Regions from separate parts of the Homo sapiens genome. Here region 2 is linked to region 1. A link is a contact called in ENCODE Hi-C data. All regions are on one chromosome and are shown on one strand. Each heading gives the region's core, a stretch centred on a gene start or an enhancer-like site at or near the end of the contact. The rest is flanking DNA. Distances are from core to core; before and after follow the strand shown. Region 1 overlaps ATP8A1 (ATPase phospholipid transporting 8A1). Region 2 overlaps ATP10D (ATPase phospholipid transporting 10D (putative)).

The links. A loop is a pair of places that touch in the nucleus more often than their neighbours do. Pooled maps may share reads with other maps.
Region 2: a map with no recorded cell type shows a loop between it and region 1 (16-fold over the local background). The contact joins two enhancer-like sites. A Hi-C loop is called at or near these places in 2 of 37 single-sample maps with no recorded cell type and 1 of 50 pooled maps.

What each region holds. Positions count from the first base shown.
Region 1 is chr4:42,636,595-42,641,308 of GRCh38, forward strand. All of the region lies in intron 1 of ATP8A1 (ATPase phospholipid transporting 8A1), which reads right to left. Among named protein-coding and RNA genes, the nearest start is that of ATP8A1, 18 kb to the right of the region's middle. RefSeq lists enhancers at 2,317-2,366, 2,597-2,716. Within about 2 kb of position 2,566, at least 4 of the 41 ENCODE cell types and tissues checked have a DNase peak (open chromatin) inside an H3K27ac peak, as active enhancers do.
Region 2 is chr4:47,517,476-47,522,189 of GRCh38, forward strand. All of the region lies in intron 3 of ATP10D (ATPase phospholipid transporting 10D (putative)), which reads left to right. Among named protein-coding and RNA genes, the nearest start is that of ATP10D, 35 kb to the left of the region's middle. Within about 2 kb of position 2,221, at least 2 of the 41 ENCODE cell types and tissues checked have a DNase peak (open chromatin) inside an H3K27ac peak, as active enhancers do.

The DNA of each region.
Region 1 (4,714 bases), core at 1,316-3,815:
CAACAGTAGCCAGAGGAAAAATGGAATTTTCAGTTGCATTAATACACCATCCCTGTACCGAGTGTTAATGCAGACTCTGTGCAGTGGACAATCTGCTCTTTCCAGCTCGGCATCTGCTTCTCCTGGAAACAGCCCATTGCTTTCCTTTGGAGAACCCCTCCCCCAGAGTCTTAGGGGACTGCTCCATCAAGGCTCCATGCTCCTCATTGACTTAAAAGTCAGCACACAGTCCAGGCTAAGCCAGTCAGTCAATTTGCCATCTGGAGAGATGAAAAGGCTGAACACAGACAGGAATGAATCTGTGGTATTAGTCAAGCTGCCTTAGATCCTCCTCAACCTTTCTCTAAGCGTTTCATGTGATTCCAGGAGCTACTCCACCCGCTTAAAGGATATGCTCAGCCTATATATTATGGAGTCTTGACAGAATCATTTCAGTCCTCTGTTGGAAGCCAAGTCCTGTCCCAACACCCATCTAATGTAGGTGGGCAGTGATGCCCTACCCAGACTGGCTAGCCTTCTACAAGAAGCTAAGCCCTGTTCCCTGTACCTCAACCGCTAGCTGGCTTTTCTGATCAACATGGAATGATGACCTGGAACCACAGTGCAATTTTCCTGCTTAAGAATAAGCAGGCTACCTGGAACCTTCCCCAACAGGCCCTACTTGCTGGATCAGATCTCTTCTGATGTTAACAGCTGCCCTAAACAAGCTCTGAGTCCAGCACGTTCTGGGACAACTGTGGATTGCAACTCTAAGGAACTTGCACAATAGCCAAACGGTTTTCCACATCCCTACCTTCTTCTCCATCACCCTCTTGTTCATGCAACTGTGATGCTAGCTCATTACCTCCAAGTCCATCTGAGTTATAACAAACATTACATACCCTTGATCATGTAAAACATGGTTATCTCCTTCAACAATTGATAGCTTTTCATTATACAAAAGGGTTCACTTTTTAAAAGAGTTCTAAAAATGAAGATTAGGAGACATCACTTGTCATATGGAGACTTGCTCAAGGTTAGAGAGTCACTGAGCACCAAAGGCAAGACAACATTTGGAAACTGATAAAGTCCAACCCATATCTAAAGCTCTGACACTGATAGATAGATTCATGCATTCATTCAACAATTAAATTTGACCTCACCTCTCCCTTTAACTCTGTCCTTTGCTGGTCTATTACACCTCAACAGTATTTCCAGTTCAGACATTTCTCTACCCCTTCAGCCTTGTTGGATGCTACTTAAGTGTCAAAATACTCTCCTTGGCCATTCTTCTTTGAAGGGATACCTACAAAAGTTTTGAATATATTGTCTATGTAAAAGACCATCATACATCTGACACTAATCTTTTGAGCTATATGCTTAGTTCAATAATAATAAATGCTATGCATGCTTATGTACAGAGGATGGGACAGGCACAAGGGTATGGGTAAGTATCTATTAAGTATGCTACTCTAATATGGGGAAGTAACATGAATGACCCTTCAGGAAAGTCCCTTCTGTGCACTAAATGTTTGCTAAATTTTCTATTTCAATATAAGGCATCCAAAAATTCCCAGAAATTTATAGTCTTGTCTCTATCCTAATAACCACTAATATATTTTGTCATCAGGACCTGTCATTAGGAGACATGGTAAATGACATGTTTCTTTAAGTGCCTTTGAGGGAATTGATTTAAAAATAAACAAGTGTAAAACACACCACAGCAGTTATTGTCTAAAAAAGGAAAAAAAGTAATGGCTTAACATTTCTTGAACTCACGCTAAATTGCGACAAGCCCCTGAAGTAGCACTACAAATTCTAAGTGGTGGATTCTAAAGAGTACTCCTGACATTCAGAAGAAAGGATATCCTTAAGCAGTATTACAAGGAAATCTATAGTATGCCTAGAGTTGGGCGTCACACATAGTAAACAGTCAATCTTGTTGGCAGCCAGCCTTGGATATTAACCTAAAATAATAGTCATCTTCGGCATGCTGAATTGCTTGGAAATAATAAAACATTTACTAACGCCATTTCATGCTTAACTGGAAAAGGAACCAGAACAATGAAAGACAGAAGGAATTTAATGACATCTCCTTGGGAATAACCCACAGATAACTTTATCTGACAGAAGAATTAAATAGTATATTTGCCAACATAGATGTTTAAAAATTGACACAGAAGCAGACTGCACCAGAAACGAGGGGTTGCAACCACCAGACATCTACCAAGCATCTCCTAGAAGTCTCAATTAGCTTAAAGCACCACTGACTTGCAGTGGCATTAAGTTCACCTCTAAAAATGCACAGGAAACAAGGCAGACTGACACTACGGACTGGATTCTAATCCAAGCAAAAGTGGTAAAGTAGTAATGATACTCTTCAAAAAATAACTGTATCAAAGAGTTTTTGACTGTCAAAGGGGAATACCAGGCCATGTCAGATATGTATTCTGGATTTCAGGAGGGCACATTTCAATTTATTATCAAGACCCACAAAGTGCAGAAGCCCCAACAGCTGTCCAAACCCACATGCTGAGTAATTGTGGAAGGCCCTGACAAGGCGGGGAGGTGGTCAGGGAGGGTTGAAGGAGTTGTATTTAGAGACCACTGCTGCTTCACAGGAAGTACTTGAACAAGCACAAGATTAAAAAAAGATCACAGGAAAGGTTGAAAATAGATAGGTTCACATGTTCAACAGTGAATATTAACAGATGCACAGACATCTGAGACTGGAGGAAAGGTGTTGTAAAAAACGTTAGAGACCACTCGATTTTTCCCCCTTTCATCTGGGACACAAAGAATTGATGAGATGAGCCTGCTGCCTAGAATAGATGATACAATGTTGTTAACAGATAATAAAAGGCAGAACTTCTCAGCTCCAACATCTACTTTGCTTCAATCGTCTATCAAGGATAATCATCTTAAGACTGGAAAGGTTAGAATGAACATTAGTTCGAAGAACTAAACCAAAAGACAAGGTAGGGGATTATTTTAAGAGGGAAAAAAAGAAAAATCAGCACCTAACTGCTCTAAATGAATTCCTAGCCTATAGTAAATACATATATGTATGTGTAGGTATATATAATTATTTTCTAACCTACAGAACTGTGAGAACCTGCAAAATAGTTAAGTGAACTGTTACTAATCAGAGAAGAACTATGGTGAATGAGAGAGGAACTAAAAGATGAAGACAATTTAGTCATCGTTCAGTATGCATGGGGGATTGGTTCCAAGACCCCTTACCAAATCTGCAGATGCTCAATTACCTTATATAAAGTGATGTAGTATTTCAAATAACCTACACACATCCTCTTGTATATTTTAAATCATCTCTCGATTACTTATAATACCTAACACAATGCCTACACGTCATTTGCATGGATTCAACATAGTACTTGGTGTGTGGCAAATTGAAGTTTTGCTTTTTGAAACTCTATGGAATTTTTTCTGAATACTTTTGATCCATGATTGGCTGAATCCATGGACGTGAAACTCAGGGATAAGGAGGGCCACCTGCACTCTCCCAGTGTTCTAAAAAGAAGATGGATCATAAAGATCATAAACCACTGTTTTTTAAAATGGGAGTCTACAGATGTGCTTTCAAAGTTCACAGATTTACAAAATGAGATCCACTGCTTCTAAAGGATTTTTGGGAAAGATCTGAAAATTCAGAAGTTAAAAGAACATTTCTGAGAATTCAGTTAAACATGGAACTGAGCTTAATTATTTTGAAAGCAGTGTTTCTCATACAAAGAATATATTCTCAAAGACCAAAAAGAAATGTTTCCTCTAAAAAAGGTCCTTTACATTAGATAAGTCTGAATAATAATGCTATTGGCCAATGAGTTTGAGGCCAATGCTAGTCAAACATTAAGTGCAGCTGATTAACAGACTGCTTAAAAGGGAGGTGGTGACTGGTGGGGATCAGTAAGCCTCCACTGACTAAATCCCTTTTCTTTCTTTTCAAAAATAGAACCCTCAGCATCTGGATTTCAAGAAGGCTTTTGTGTAGGCCCTATTGTTATAAATGAAGACACACGATTCCATGATTATGAAACAATGTGGATTCACAACTATGTAGCTGACAAACATACATGGAGGGGTCTCACATACTAAAGCTATTCTTTGGCCATCCCTGCCTGTGAGCCCTTCTGAAAGAGCCTCCCCTGGGTCACCCTTGGACTCGGTCTCTCCTTCCATCTCCTGGCCTGGCCTAGTACCTGAGCCCTAGGTGTCAGGGTCAACATGGAGCACCTGACCAGCCAGGCCAGTCAGATCCCTTTTAGAGAATGTGGATTTGTGGTCAGTCAACTCAGCACCAAGTAAGGAACATCACGGACAGGTGGGCTGGAGGGAGCATCATGGCACTCTGAAGCCACATGCATGCCAAAGTTAGGAAGTGAAGGAGCAGACGTACAGAGACTTCCCCCTCACCAGAAAAAAAAAAAAAAAAAAGAACAATGAACCTCTGCTGTGATACAAGAGGATCCCTTACAGTAAATGCCTAACTTGGTAAGGGCTCTGGGTGCAGACTGCCTGGGTTCCAATGACAGGATAAGGACACATGACACGATTAATCAATGTACAGATGACATGAAAAAAATCAGAATTCTAGAAGATTTTGAAAGGCTGAATAAGTTGAAGGTTCTATACTAAAGGCCTAAAGAAGCAACTGTGTAAATACAATATGGGAGACACCTGACCCAGCAAGGCATGTAGAGCATAAATGTTTTTA
Region 2 (4,714 bases), core at 971-3,470, 4.9 Mb after region 1:
TGCTTTTCTAGGTTGTTCTACAACATTTAATCTGATTCTCTCAGTTAGCTGTGCAACCTTGGGCAATTTACAAAAAGCAGCTAAACACCCAGTTTCCTGTATTATGAATGTAATAATAAAACTTACTTCATAGCACCTAGTCTTTTCCAAGTGCTAGGTAAAAGCCGTTATGATTATTATTATAGGTTAATAATGACTATTTGCTAGAGTTTATGTTTGTCACATCGAGTCATTTCATTAACATTTGAGAACTCCTGAAAACACTGCACAATTTTTAAAATATTAAAATTACCCAGTGGAAGACCTGGTATAACTTTTTTCTCAGGTGTCCTTTTAGACATAGTCCAGATTGATTTTCATATAAACTTAAAGATGAAATGCAGTATTATAGTCAGTTATTTAATATCCATTCTAAGATGTTCCTTTATGTTTGTGTTTCTTAATAGGCTCAGGTAATTTTATGTGTTTTTATCTGTGTATAATATAATTTGCTTTTGTTTGGTATTGTAGAAGAAATAGTGCTTATGTTTTTCCCCCAGATCATTTCTGGAACAATTATTATAAGGTTATAAAGAAATAAAGATGGGATATAAAACCATGCCTTGTTGATTTAAATATGCTAATGTAAATGTATATGAAATACAAAGAAATCAACTTACAAATTATTTCTCCACAAATTTAGGGTGAAATTATGGGGGCTATTTAGCAAGTTTTTGGAAGAAGCATATTAACATTTCTAAGCAGATAATTTGGTTCTTTTTTGTAGTAGGTGGTGTTTCACAAGGCGCTTAATTTTCTATAGAAAAGTATCATTTGGAATAACAAACACTAGTCTAGAAATTAATCATTTAAACTCTATTATACCCCCAATTAAGTTAGAATAAGCTATTATAGAAAACCTGACTTTCTTAAGATTTCCCTTAAAATAGGGGCCACTTATAAGGTTTTAAAATCTGTTTTAACATAATGAAACTGTCTTGAAAATAAGACTATTAATCATTCAACAAATCTGAGTGCCTGCTATGTGGTAAGCACTGAGAGACTTAGAGGATTTAAACTAAAAATAGATACAATGTCTGCCATCAAGGAATGTACATTATTTTCTGACCTTTAAAAATCACCATGTTGTTGATGTTAGAAGTTTCAAAATATTAGTTAACATTTTAGGATTATCTTATAAATCCATAGAATTTCATGATTTGTAAAATGAGAACTTCAGTAGCCATCTAAGATAATTAACCTTAGTAACACACTTTACGAAACAAAAATTTTAGATTCTTCAAATTTTCTTGAAAATACACAATTAAACCACATTTTATTTGGTGGTTATCAGAAGTGACTGTAGCTGGTAGTAAACTCTAGTATTTGAGAGGGTAGACTCTGGATATACCTGCCTTGTTTCAATTTACAGGGCCACTTAAGAGCTGTGTAACATTGAACAAGTTACTTAACTTGTCAAGGCCAATTTTTTCTAATTTGTAAAAGTGGGGCTGTCCTGTTTTCATGATACCAACCACAACATTGATTCAAAAATTAAATAAGTTGATATATGTAAAGCATCTAATAAATCTTAGCTGATTTTGTGCCCAATGATAATTCATTATTTGCTTATTATAAATAATTCAGTGTTTTATTGGAAACATACTAAAAATACCAAAAAGAATAATTAATTCATAATCCTACCCTTTCTCTCTTTAAAGATAAAGTGAAGTAGGCATCCACATTCCCCACCCTTCATTCTTACTTCTCCCTTTTGTCCCTTACCAGCTCCCATCCTAGTGGAATCACTGTTAATCGTTCAGTGTGTATTAGTTCCAACTTTTCCCAATGCTTGTGTAGCAGAGCTGTTTGCTACTGAACTTATAAGAAACAAAATGGGCCTAGAAGCTTTCCTAAAGGAGGGATTGTGGATGCTGTGTCCTGGTCATTGAGAGTCACACACAAGCACAAACCACCAAGGAGATGCAACAAGTTCTAGTTGTGCATTTAGGCTCTGGGGAAAGAAGAAAGTCCTCTTACTAGTTTTAATTATATATCAGGAAAGGAAATGTAGCCTTATGTTTCCATCTCCCAACACTGTAAATGTTCCAGGCTAGTTAAATGTGGCTGTGAGCATTGTGGTTTAACCTGTGGTTGCTTTCCCACCGTGCTCTCTGAAGCCTTCTTTATTCCTCCACTGGGACTGATGTGCTGTCTCACCTTTCTTTGCCTGATTCATTCTTGAACACCCTTTAAGACTCAGTTCGGGTATCACTTCCTCCAAGGCCCAGTGCCCTTCCTGTTTGCCCCCATAGTAGCCTGTAGACAGCTCCCTTTTAGGAAATTGCTGTTTGTGTCTCTGTTTCAAATTTTGACCATAACCTCTCTAGAGTGGGGACCCTATCTTAATCATTTTTGTGTATTTTGTACTATGCACCTAACATGGTAACTGGGATATTAATATCGGTATATGTTTCTAGACCTGAGCTAGCCAGTGATTGGGAAAATTAGCTAGTGTTTTGTTTTGTTTAAATCTTGGTACATGCTACAAATGGGGAAAAATGAAGTGAATTTGAATGTGAAAGTGACTTCATTTGAGTTTTCTTCTAATATAGAGAAAGAAACTTGTTCCTTAGAGCAATGTTACTTCTTATATTTGCAAGAATATGAAATTCCTAACCCAAATGTCAAAATCTGTCTCTCTTTGGGCCTTCACGAGTTCTCAGCAAATTTCCTCCTGGCTTTCTTCAGATAGAAAGTAGAGAGCAGTAAGCATGAATTATGTACCTCAAATTATACCATCTGTCTTTACCTACTTTCTTCTGACCTTAGATGAAGAGGGAATTCCCTTTCTTGTAACAGTAATCCTTCCATCTGTATTTTTCATCTCATTCCTGTTGCTTCTCTCTAGCTTCAACCAGCATCTCCTCTCCCTCCTTTTTCTTCCACCTTGCCTTCTGCATTGGCTTCTCCCCTGCATCCTATGTGCATGCCCAGTTCGCTCGTCTTTACTGTCCTTTGACTTACCTTCCCTGGCAGTGGCTACCTTCACCCCTTATTCTTTTCATAGGTAACCTTCAGGAAATATTCTACTTCGGTAACTTCTTTTTTGTTTTGTTTTGTTTTTTGAGACAGAGTCTTGCTCTGTCTCAAAAACAGGTTGGAGTGCAGTGGCGCAACCTTGGCTCACTGCAACCTCCACCTCCCGGGTTCAAGCGATTCCCCTGCCTCAGCCTCCCGAGTAGCTGGTATTACAGGCATGCACCATCATACCCGGCTAATTTTTTGTATTTTAGTAGAGACAGGGTTTCACCATATTGGTCAGAATGGTCTCAATCTTCTGACCCTGTGATCCGCCCCCCTCGGCCTCCCAAAGTGCTGGGATTACTGGCATGAGCCACCGTGCCCGGCCTCTGTAACTTCTAATTACTCCCTGATTCACAGAGATTACACTTTCTTCTTCACTCTTCCAATCAACAATTTCACGTTATCAACTTTCTCCAAGGCCACCAGACCTAACAGCCAAATACTGTAGGCAGCTGGGTCTTTATTATACAGGACTCCTCTGTGGCTTTCAACTATTGTGACTCCCTCTTATAAATTTCCTTCTTCCTTGATTTCTGAGACACCACTTATCTCGGGTCTTCTTTCACCTTACTATCACTTTGAAGACTCCCTGAGAAACCTTATCCTTACCTGGAATCAACTGCCATCTATGTACCTAGGACTTCCAAATCTTTACTCATGATCTCCAGATCAGGACCCTCAAACTGCTGGGCAGATACTTCAAATAAAAGCTTTTCAAACTGAAGTTATCTCACCTGTGATACAACCAGTTGCTTCTAAAATCTGAGACCTGTGACAGCACCATCCATCACCTCATAGTACACGTTAGGAACCATAGTGTCACCCTGGATAATTCCTTTACCTGTAGTAAGTCCAAAAACTTGTTTCCGGTACCTAATATGTCTTGATTTCATCTTTTATGTATCTGTGTCGCTACTGCCTTAATTCTGACCATCTTCATTCCTCCCCTGAATTATTTCAATAACTTACCGTTGGTCTTTTGGCCATACTCCTAAATAAACTGCCATCCAAAAATCCATTCATTACTCTGTCTCAGGAGTTGGCAAACAGAAGTATGGTCACATCCTTCTTTGTCTGGACCTTTAGTTACTCTCCATTTCCTATGGAATGAAATTCCTACTCCTAGATATGGCATGGAGGACCGAACTGTCAAAATAATACCCCTGCCTACCTTTTTTATCTTTGCTCTGTTACCTGCCTCTATGGAAGAATGAACTGATATGCACAGACACTAGGGAAAAGTTTGGAAAAGACAAAATAAACTGTTGATTTGCCTTTCTCCATGGACCAATAAACCCTTCAGATAATCAAAGATTTCCTTTGTTGGTTTCAACCTTGTGCATTTGGTATGTCCTGAAAATGTACTTCTTAGGTAGCCTTTTAAGCTAAATATTTCTTGAAAGAGCTGATATAATTCTGTATGGCAGAATTTGTTAAAGTATTTGTGTAAGGTGTGATTGCTATTTAATCTGATGAAATAAAATAAGTGTATTTTGTTATATTTGTCACAAATATTAGTTTTTTATGGATATTTGGGAGACAATGAAGGAATAAGACAGACCTTGTTAACTTTTGTTGGTGGCATCATATGTGAAATGCCACCTAACTAGCTAACATGACACATGACATTCTACTATACAAATGTCCT